2 separate regions of the Homo sapiens genome follow, and region 2 is linked to region 1. Evidence: chromatin loops called from intact Hi-C (ENCODE). Cell type or tissue: A673. All regions are shown on one strand. Each heading gives the region's core, and the rest is flanking DNA. Links, peaks and the distances in the headings are about the cores only. Region 1 overlaps CLYBL-AS3 (CLYBL antisense RNA 3). Region 2 overlaps PCCA (propionyl-CoA carboxylase subunit alpha).

What was found. A loop is a pair of places that touch in the nucleus more often than their neighbours do. Peaks named below come from ENCODE experiments on the same cell type or tissue, not always from the same donor. Only the 100,000 strongest peaks of a DNase experiment are listed, where the experiment ranks them.
Region 2: a loop joins it to region 1, with 7 times the contacts of the local background. A loop is called at or near these places in 83 of 110 quality-filtered maps.

What each region holds. Positions count from the first base shown.
Region 1 is chr13:99,913,520-99,918,903 of GRCh38, forward strand. The region is part of intron 1 of CLYBL-AS3 (CLYBL antisense RNA 3); the gene reads right to left. Among named protein-coding and RNA genes, the nearest start is that of CLYBL-AS3, 41 kb to the right of the region's middle. RefSeq lists enhancers at 1-351, 352-851. In A673, for the core only: a CTCF peak has its summit at 3,163 (motif pointing right); a DNase peak (open chromatin) is centred at 3,182.
Region 2 is chr13:100,232,797-100,238,180 of GRCh38, forward strand. PCCA (propionyl-CoA carboxylase subunit alpha) reads left to right here. Exons shown (of 24, transcript NM_000282.4): 8 at 3,046-3,082. Among named protein-coding and RNA genes, the nearest start is that of PCCA, 150 kb to the left of the region's middle. In A673, for the core only: a CTCF peak has its summit at 2,643 (motif pointing left); DNase peaks (open chromatin) are centred at 1,405, 2,145 and 2,895; H3K4me3 peaks cover 1,547 bases; H3K27ac peaks cover 3,826 bases.

The DNA of each region.
Region 1 (5,384 bases), core at 117-5,116:
TTGTTGCTCACGTAATGCAAAATAGCTTTGACTTACAAAGACAGACAGGAGTGGGAGAAGGAGAAAGATTTAGTAAAATGATCAGTCCGTAGCGTTGTAGCTCATATTTTGGCAAATAAAATGAAGACAGCACAGACCAATTTCTAAAAGAACAACCCAGTCTGAATACAACGAACCTCACCAAATCCTTTTCTAGAAAACAGCACTAAAGGTTACAGGCAAAGCCCGTGCTAGAGTAGATGCCGCTTCCTCAGAGGGAGCAAGTGCTGGGGAAGGTGGCTTGTGGCCGGGTGCGTGGGCACTCAAAGCCCAGAAGTTCAAAGGCATCGCCCAGCTGGCGGGCACCTCAGCAAATGGGGGGAATCATACCCCCCCCGCCACCCCACGGAGGGTGCAGGATGTCCTTCTGCAGCGTGTTTTCCCTAAAAGTCAACGCCGGACATTCATAGTCACTAGCCTAAGCTGGTTTCACCTGTAGGGAAAATACCAAGGAGGGAATCAGCAAGTGCCTGGTGGAGGTGCTGGCCCGACCCCCTGTGTACTGCCTTGCCTGCAAAATTATTATGCCTGCTTCTGTTTCAGTTGCATGAAGATTAAATAAAATAATTTACAGATCCATGAATTAGCTATCTTTGAAAATTATTCTGCTGGCTTTCTTTCCTCACTCTAACCTTCTTTTACATCTCCTAGTCTTGCAGAGTTTCCACAACTATAATCTGAACCTATGTTTCCTACGTGGTCATACAGTTTTTTAAAACAAAATCGGTTTTCCCATTTTCTCTTCTTACTTACCATCCATATACATACCCTCTAGTCAAAAACCAATAACAAAATCAATTGCAATATTCCATTCATTCATTCATTCAATAACTATACTTTGAATTTACTGGGAGCTAAGTGCTAGACCATTATCCCCCTTTCACTCAAGAGTTCTGTCAGCCTGGGGATTACATCAGAAATCCCAGTTTTGGCCGGGCACAGTGGCTCATGCCTGTAATTTCAGCAGACTTTGCAAGGCCAAGGCGGGCAGATCGCTTGAGGTAAGGAGTTTGAGACCAGCCTGGCCAACATGGTGAAACCCCACCTCTACTAAAAAAACAAAAGTTAGCTGGGCATGGTGGGCACCTGTAATCCCAGCTACTTGGGAGGGTGAGGCAGGAGAATCGCTTGAACCTGGGAGGCGGAGGTTTCAGTGAGCCGAGATCTCGCCACTGCACTCCAGCCTGGGCAACAGAGCGAGACTCTGTCAAAAAAAAAAAAAAAAAAAAAGGAAGTAAGAAAAGAAATCCCAGCTTTACTGGCTTTGGGTTTTTTGGTTTTGTGTGTGTGTGTGTGGTTGTTCTTGTTTTAAGGCAGGGTCTCCCTCTATTGCCCAGGATGGAGTGCAGTGGCACAATCAGAGTGGCCTCCAACACCTGGGCTTAAGTGATCCTCCCTCCTCAGCCTCCCGAGTAGCTGGGACTACAGAAACATGCCAACACTCATGGCTCTTTACTGGCTTTTGAACTAGGATTTGAAAAACCCAAGATAATCTACAAAAGAAACTTGCTGCTGAAGGTGCTTCCTTTTCCCAGCTTCACTCCCGTCCTGTGCCTCCCCACAGCCTCCTTCCAGGAAACCAGGGTAACCAGGTCCCCTCCCCAGCCCCACAGGGCTCAGGCACCCAAAGGATTTCCTCCCATGGCTCCATGGTCTCCACTAACCCTGACCAAAGATGGAGCGCTCTGCCTCCCTGTGTCTCTGCCCAAATTTGCCCACCTTTTTACTCCTAGCTGCCATCAGTTTCTATGAATAGTCATCAATTTTTTGTTTCTTTTCCCTTTTTTTTTTTTTTTTTTTTGAGACAGAGTTTCTCTCTTGACCCCTAGGCTGGAGTACAATGGTGCAATCTTGGCTCCCTGCAACCTCTGCCTTCCGAGTTCAAGCGATTCTCCCGCCACAGGCTCCCAAGTAGCTGGGATTACAGGCGTGCACCACCACGCCCAGCTAATTTTTGTATTTTTAGTAGAGATGGGGTTTCACCATGTTGGCCAGGCTGGTCTCAAACTCCTGACCTCAGGTGATCTGCCTGCCTTGGCGTCCCAAAGTGCTGGGATTACAGGTGTGAGCCACCATGCCCAGCCAATGGTCTTTCTGTAAGAAAAATTATCAACAATTTCCACAGACTTGCCATAGTTTGTGGCAAGAAAATGTAATGCCTGCTCTCGTGTAGGGCATCAAAAGTCAATGACAGGATAGGCACATCAGAAGATGATACAAGATGTAATAACAGGCTGGCTGGGCTCACCACACCCTGCTCCCCCGGGTGCCTGGCAAACATGGCAAAGCCCAGACACGGGCCCAGAGGGGAGGAGCCGGGTGCCCCAGGCTAGGCCATGAGAAGTACATTTGAGGTTATTGGTGGGTTTCCCTAAGGAGAATGAAAATCCTGGTCTCCATCCTAGACACAGGTGGGTCCTCAGGCAGTAGCTGCCATTCTGAGGGTGGAGGGCTGGACTCAGTTCCCTGTGGGGGAAGAAATTCCCCCTCTCCATCATGCTCTCTGGGGCTGCCCTCCTGGCATGATGTTCTTGAGAGAGCTCCAAAGGGCCACAGTCTAAAATGGCCACTGCTACCAGGTGTGAAGACCCCTGCAGTGGACAACCAGCGAATTCCCCTTCACCATCCCTGTACTTTTAATAATGTCATAACTGCCAAGAGTTTCCCCCAAGGACAAGGGCTATTTCCCTCCCACTCCCAGTCCCAGGGACATTCTCCTATTCAGCCAAACCTGAAGGATGGGACTATGGGTGGCCATCACCCAGCTCATTTCCCCAGCGGTTCCCTGCAGAGAATGGCCAGGTCCCACCCCCCCGATGAGCCTACTTCTCCATCACAAATCACAGAGGCCCCAGACTCATCAGGCAAATAGCCCTGGAGGTGTCACTTTCCTCCTCAGACAGGAAGAGTAGTTGGAATCCTGTCACTCACCCAAGAGAAGAAGGTCCAACGGGCAGAGGACACCAAGCTCATTCCCTTCCTCCCTCTTCATCCCCCAACCTCTCCATCTTTATCTTTCTCCCGATGGGGAGCACCTTCTACCTTCCTTCTACATCTCATCGCCTTCCTAAGTTCTAGTTCTTTCTTTTGGGTTGGCAGACACCAGAGGGCAACATAATCTCACCTACTTGCCAGTTCTCCCATTTCACCAGTAGAGGGAAGAGTTTGAGAGAACCTACATCCACCAGGAGTATGTGGAAATTATTTTGAAATATGGAATTAGCCAGAGCAATAGAATAGCTCTCTCAAAGGCATCCCGTGCCAAAGCATTCTGTTCCCGTTGGTAAATAATCTGTTATAAAACTGGTTAAATGCATATTAACTCACCAGAGCAAGACACTGGCAAAATTTCCCCCCAGGCTGTATTTTGCAAAGAAAGCACTTTCACATGATGTCAGACCTGAGATTCAACTAACACAAGTCACATATTTTCTAAGGTAGTACTGACGCTCCATCCCTCGCCCACCATTTAGTCTTTTGAGATCTGGTTATTATTTTGGTTCACAAATAGTTGGTAAGGCGTTGAGCCCTGACTGTCTCGTTGTTTTCGATACATGTCATTTCAGCAATACGGGTGCTTCCAGGGGGCATATGGGCAAGTGAAGATGAGTGGCTTAGAACTGATTATGCACTGGGTGGCAGAGTCCTTGAGACAATAGGTACCCAGGCAGCCACTGTCAATCTTGGAAGTCCGTGCAAGAGCACACCTCACCACACGCTCCCCATTCCGCCATGCATACCGAGAAAACTAGAGAAGGGTCCCTCCCGGGGAAAAATGTTTGGAAGGAGGGATACAGAAATAAAACTTGTGCCATTGACTATTTACCAAATTATTATCCTGACCAAGTTAACATCAGGACCTTTAAAAAGTAGCCAACACGGAGCCGAGCGATCTGCTCAACCATTGCAATGTGCTCGATTGTTTGGATCTAATGACCTGACCTGGATATTTTCTGCTTGGTATCCCTAGCATTTGAACCACTTCCAAAGCCAGAGGTTTATGGAGCCTTTGAATGCCCTAAGAGTCTGTGATTCTCTCCTTCTTTAGATGGACTTTTTAAATCCTAGTTGCTGAATTTATTCAAGTGAATTGGCCTTCATTTCTTCATCAACACCCTTTCTTTAATAATCTCCAACCAAGGTTCTTATCATAAGATCCAAAATTAGATGAGCATTTTGGCCAGGCATAGTGGCTCATATCTGTAATCCCAGCACTTTGGGAGGCTGAAGCGGGCAGGTCACTTAAGGCCAGGGGTTCAAGACCAGCCTGGTCAACATGGTGAAACTCCATCTCTACTAAAAATATAAAAATTAGCCAGGCATGATGGCATTGCAGGTGTGTACCTGCAATCCTAGCTACTCGGGAGGCTGAGGCATGAGAATCACTTGAACCTGGGAGGTGGAGGTTGCAGTGAGCCAAGATTACACCACTGCACTCCAGCCTGAGTGACAGAGTGAGACTCTGTCTCAAAATAAAAATAAATTAAAGAAGTAGATGAGCATTTTCATAAATCCCTTGAAACAGTGAGCACAATTGTATGTGTGTGTCACATTTGTGGGCTTTCTGGGGAGAAGGCCCATAACTTCCATCAGATTCTCAAAGGGCTCCACGACCCTGGCTTTTCACTATGTATTTCTGACGTTGACTAGACCAGAACTTCCCAGTCAGTGTGCAGGATGGGTTACAGGTGTGTGCCTGAGCTGCTGATCCCTACAGCCCTTGGGTCAGGAATGGCAGGGACTTCCAAGCTGGTCATCTCTTGCCAAGAGCCGCCCAGTTGCCATCAAATATTATTTTCTCTGTGTGCCCCACTACAGTAAACTCCTCACTTCTAACCCCTCTGGCATCTTCGTTCTCTGTGTCTCTTCCTCATCTCCACGGCCTTCATCATCCAGCGGGAAGCTTGGCATCGGCCTGGCTCCCTCTAGTGTAATCTGCACTTGGTATACTTTGTCAAGAAAGGGCAGGGGTGTGGTGGTCTCCCCTTCCTAGAAGCACCGCTACCCTCATCTTGGGGATCTGCCTCACCTGCCATATAGTGGTACAAGAGACCAGCTCATTTCATCGCCTAAATTACCCCTCTCACTCTAATCCCACATATCTGCCCGTTTTCTGTGGTAGCTATCCTTTGCCTATGTGTCTAGAAGAATCTCTATGCCAGTTCCCTACTTGGCTCCCAGCTTTGTTACAAATATTCCTCAGTGCACATTTATGCAGAGGCTTTTTCCAACTAAGACACTTAAATCTTACGCAGAATCCACGTAGAGCCAAATTCAAACACAAATATGACAAACCAGCTGGACATGGTGGCTCAAGCCTGTAATCTCAGCACTTTGGGAGGCAG
Region 2 (5,384 bases), core at 56-5,055, 320 kb after region 1:
AACATTTATTTTAGTTATCAATTGATTTGTTTATTTTCTGTTTCTCTCATTAGTTTGTAATAAGCTCCATGAAGGCAGAAGATGTATTTCATGTAGTGTTGCTGGGCAGATAGTTATTGAATTAATGTATAAGTGGTTGAATAAGAACATATAGATCAACTGCATTCTTTTTAAAGGCTAATATTTCATTTTATGGATGTACCAGTCCTTTGTTGAAGGCTTACTAAATTGTTTTTCAGAATTTTTTTCTTATTAAAACACCACCAACGAATTCAAAATAATGAATTTCTTTGTATGTCTCTCTGTGTTCACTCATGTGGGTATATCTGTAGGATGACTTCCCAGGAGTAAAATTTCAGAACAAAAGATAACGTGTCCTCAAACTTTTGGTAGATACTGACAATTTCTTTTTAAAAAGATTATCCCATTTTCTATGACACCAGTAATATGAGAAGTATTTAACTTTGTCATCCTGGCCATTATCAGATTTTAATTTGCTAGAGGAAAAGTGAGATCTCATTGTTTTAATTTGTATTTCTGTAATTAGGAGCAAGGCTGAGCACAGATATTGTGCTTCTGGAACTGTTTTTCTGTGAGCTTTTAATTTAATCTTTTGTGATGATTGTTGGTCCTTTTTTTAGTTGATTCAGAGTTTGATTAAAGTTTTTTAAACTTATGATGTTATAGGCAACCTTTACAGTGTGATGTCACTTAGTGCCATTGAATTTGGAGCTATATAGGGCTTTTTATCTCTTCAAAAGTAATTTTGTAGAGCCTGATAATAAAACTTCATGTTCTCAAAGACCATATTGGGGCTGAGTGTATAATATTTAGTAGTTTATTATTGAAACAGTAATAGAGATTTTAATGTCCAGTGCATAATAGGTCCTCAGTAAAGTATTTTTGGATGAATGAGTGACAAGTGAAAAGTTAATTTTTAAGGCAGCTTGATTTTATTTGAAAGTTCATTTAGAAGAATCTAATTTTCATAGTAAGAAGACTTAGCATGCTGTTAAGTTGAAAGATAAGCTTGCTTTGTGGCATGCTATAGAAGTGTTGGATTTGTGGCAGTGGAATTTTTAATTTGCTGTGTCAGATATAGATATGGCTTTATGTATCCATACACACCCAGCTATAACATGTATATTCAAATAAGTGACAAAATATGTCTAATGAATTTTTGAATTACCTTTTAAAACTTGCCTGTTAGTTCTCTCAAGTGATGAACTTTTTACAATAGCAGTTTATTTTCTCTCATCACGTTGGAAAGAAATGTTAAAAGTTTTCTTCTAGGTTTATTATAATCCAGTCTTCATCAGCCATCACTCTTCCTGTATTTTGTTCAAGAGGCACTAATTGTTCGCATTTGGCAGGTTTAACACTTCCTGACAGAGAGGCTATTAAGGGGAAGTATTCTCCAATAACTGTCACTGGCTGGAACAAAGAACCTTCCAACTCAATGTGTGGAAACCACTAACATTCTTAAATGACCCTTTTCATGGATTTTCATCCCTTTAAGCTAAAGTTTGGAGAATGTAGGGTCAGCGAAAACAGCAACGTGTAATAAAGCAGTAAACCTTGATTTTGGAAGGCATAGGGTGGGAGATATAGATTTATCTCTGACTTGAAAACAATTGTTATTTGGAAAATCTCATTAGCAGATGTGACTGCTTGGAGTAAAAAAAAAAAAAAACAACTTAAAACTGATGTCGCTTTCAGGACCCCTTTGAACTTAACAAGCACCTATTTGTGGAGCAGACTGGCTAATGAAAGGAAATTAAATTTTTCTGACAACTTCCCCTGCCAACCTCCTTATTCAGGGGATGTTATTAGGTACTGAAGAACTTTAAAGAAGATTTTTTTTTATTAGACATAAGTGAACCAGTTATAAACATCCCCCCCCGCCCCCTTCTCGGAGGATTCTGACATGGTTGCTCTACATTTTAAACGTATTAGCTTAAAAGCTTAAAAAACACTGGGCTTCACTTCAGCATTTTAGTCATTTTCTAAAAATTCAGTCACACTTACCAGCTGTGGTTTCAAAACAATATTGTCAGTCTTTGTGGTAGTTTAGTTTGTGTCACTGAATTACACAAACACACACACACACACACACACCCCACACATACCCACACACACGAAGGAGGCTTAGATTTCAACATTATCTTTATTGTTATTTGGGGAAATGATTCAGCAGTGTCCTGTGTTGGATGTGTTAGGTGAGGGTTAATGATCAGTGAAATTACTTAGATTCAAGGGAAGTTTTTGTCTTTTCATCTTCTTAGAGGTAGAAGTGGCATTGGTTAATATTTAGCAATAACTAATCCTTAAATGGATAAACTTTTACCCCTTACTGTTTAGGAAGGTATTTTCTTTCTTTTGCTTTTTGGAGTTTTTTCCTCCAGTAGTTGGTTCGTTGAAATTAAAGTTTTTTTTTAATTTATGTAACAAGATACAATTGTAGAGATAAAATATGTACCTGAAAAAAAAAAAAAAGAAAGAAACAATAGAAAAGAAAAGGTAATGCAGATTACCAAAAGGATTTTTTGGAACAATTCGTAATTCCTGTAGGTACTGGAAATTAACTTTCATATTTCTGCAAAATCGATCAACTACTCCCAAACAATAGAGAATCAACTCCCCCTGCTGACAGAATCTAGGAAAACATGACACATAATATTGGACAGAAACAAGCTGGCTGCGGACAAGCTTTAATGACCTGATTTATGATTCAGTATTGATTGTAAACATCTAAATTCTGCCATTAAATTCCGGCAACTGCACCAAATCATTGGCAATTCTGGTAGTGCTTCCTGCCAGCTCATTTCAACTGCTTTGAGTTTCTTAATATAATAATGATGAGGTAGAATTTACATTCCACTTATGGTATTAATTTTACATTTCTCTGAATGAAAAGGGTTAGAAGGTAGTAAAATTGAACATTAAATGAATCGGAGGAGACAGTAGTGCAATATATGACTGCCCTAAAGACATTGTGCAATGCCTCATGGGATTAATGTTGAGTCTCATTTCCTGCTTTTACAGGATGCAGAAGAAGCTGTCAGAATTGCAAGGGAAATTGGTAAGTCCTTAAATTAACTTTGGTAGGATTTCTGTGTCTTTCAGCAGATACGGTTGAGTCAACAGGTAATAAGTAATTCCCATAGAGCAAATAATACTTTAATAGTTTTAGATTTTGATTACTTGTTGCTCTGGAAGAATGTATCAGTTGAATTGCCAAATTCTATTATTAAAGGAGACTGTAAAGAGTAATTTGACCTTAACTATACATAACTCTTTTGTAAGATGAGATCACAGGCTAATTCAAAGAAGGAATTGTCTTAAGAATTCTAAAGATTGGATATAAGTTTAATGTCAATTTATATGTACATAGTTGAATGTGGTTTGTTAAAATTAAGAACATTTGGATTAAAATGAAGATACCATATGTGACATAGTTCTTTAAGTTTTTGCCTTTTGCTAAGATGTTAGGTATCAACTTAATCTTGTTAGATGGGAAAGATAAAATAGATGTGGGAAATTAGAACTGAATGATCTAAATTGGAATAAAAGGTAGACTGGAGGAGTTTTTAATGGCTGTTTTACATGTACTTGTATTTGGGCAGTGTTTCCCAACTTTTTAATTTCTTTTCTTTTTCTTTTCTTTCCTTTTTTTTTTTTAAGATGGAGTTTTGCTGTCATTGCCCAGGCTGGAGTGCAATGGCACGATCTCCGCTCACTGCAACCTCTGCCTTCCAGGTTCAAGCGATTCTCCTGCCTCAGCCTCCCTAGTAGCTGGGATTACAGGTGCCTGCCATCACGCCCAGCTAATTTTTTGTATTTTTAGTAGAGATGGAGTTTCACTATGTTGGCCAGGCTGGTCTCGAACTCCTGACCTCAGGTGATCCACCCGCCTCAGCCTCCCAAAGTGCTGGGATTACAGGCGTGAGCCACCGCCCCTGGCTCGCAACTTTTTAATTTTAAAAATATTCTTGGCGGTCATGAGAACTATTTTTGGTATCTGCTAATTGAGAAAATGTGTAAGGGCATGCTATTATATGGATTAACAATATTGTTAAATAACTTTGCAGGTTTAATAATCAAATCAGTAATTGTATACATTTGACAGAAATTTGTACAGATGAGAGAAATTAGGCAATGCTTGTAGGGATCCCAGCGTCTTCTCAGCATTCCTGTACGCCTCAGTCCAAGCATCTCATCGTGCCACACGAACATTTCTGTAGGCCTGTTTTCTCACTAAGATTATTTAGATCTATTTTCTGCCTCTAGAGAGCATTTGATTTGGCAAAGCTCATATAGTTGTGATATGTAGAAATATCTTATTGGTCTGGAAGTGATCACTTGTACTAGTAAGCGTGTTCTTTGCAAATGGGACAGTCTAACTTAGCAGGTCTTTAGTGACCTGAAAAGCAGTTTGGCTTATTGCACCCTTGTTTGTAGTTGGTACTGTCTAAATTATTTGGGCTTTGCCCATCATTAAGTGTGTTTTGTTGTTTGCTTTGCAAAAATCTATCTTATTGATATAGGTCCTGGATTTAAGACCAGACCATAGAAAATCTTATTTTATCTGACTACCTCATCTCTTCATTTTTTTTTTCAGAATCATTAACATTTCAAAAAGCCTATCAGTACTTCATAGGAACATTTGCTCGACTGCTAAATAAACTGGACTATATAGAACTGATTCTGTGGTTTCTTTATGGAGAAAAATCAAAAGTTTCTGTTCATGGTTTGAAATCACTGGTATTCCTCATTGCCTAAGAGGCATATAATATACCTACTGGCTTTTGAGGATAGTTTTCTAAAATAGTTTAATTCCATCCTGTCAGACATCTTTACATTTAAAAAGCTCTTTTTCTAGTTCTAGGTTAGATATTATTATCAACCTCATTGGATATAATAATACTGTTATTATTATTATTACAGTATCTACATAAAGGACAATATTTAGAGAAATTTAGGGAAATAAAGGGATTAGAAGAAAATTTACAGTTACACTGCAGTGCCACATTTTGAATGGTGAATTTTGGACTTGCGAGCATTCCCTTTGTGTAAATAGCAGGCCGTGGATTGCTTTGCTTCCTTTATGCCTTTTCTTCCACTTTCTTTCTTTCTTTCTTTCTTTTTTTTTTTTTTTGAGACAGACTTTTCACTCTTGTTGCCCAGGTTGGAGTGCAGTGGTGCGATCTCTGCTCACTGCAACTTCTGCCTCCCGGGTTCAGGTGATTCTCCTGCCTTCACCTCCTGAGTAGCTGGGATTGCAGGCACACACCACAATGCCAGCTAATTTTTTTGTATTTTTAGTAGAGACGGGGTTTCACCATACTGGCCAGGCTGGTCTCGAACTCCTGACCTTAGGTGAT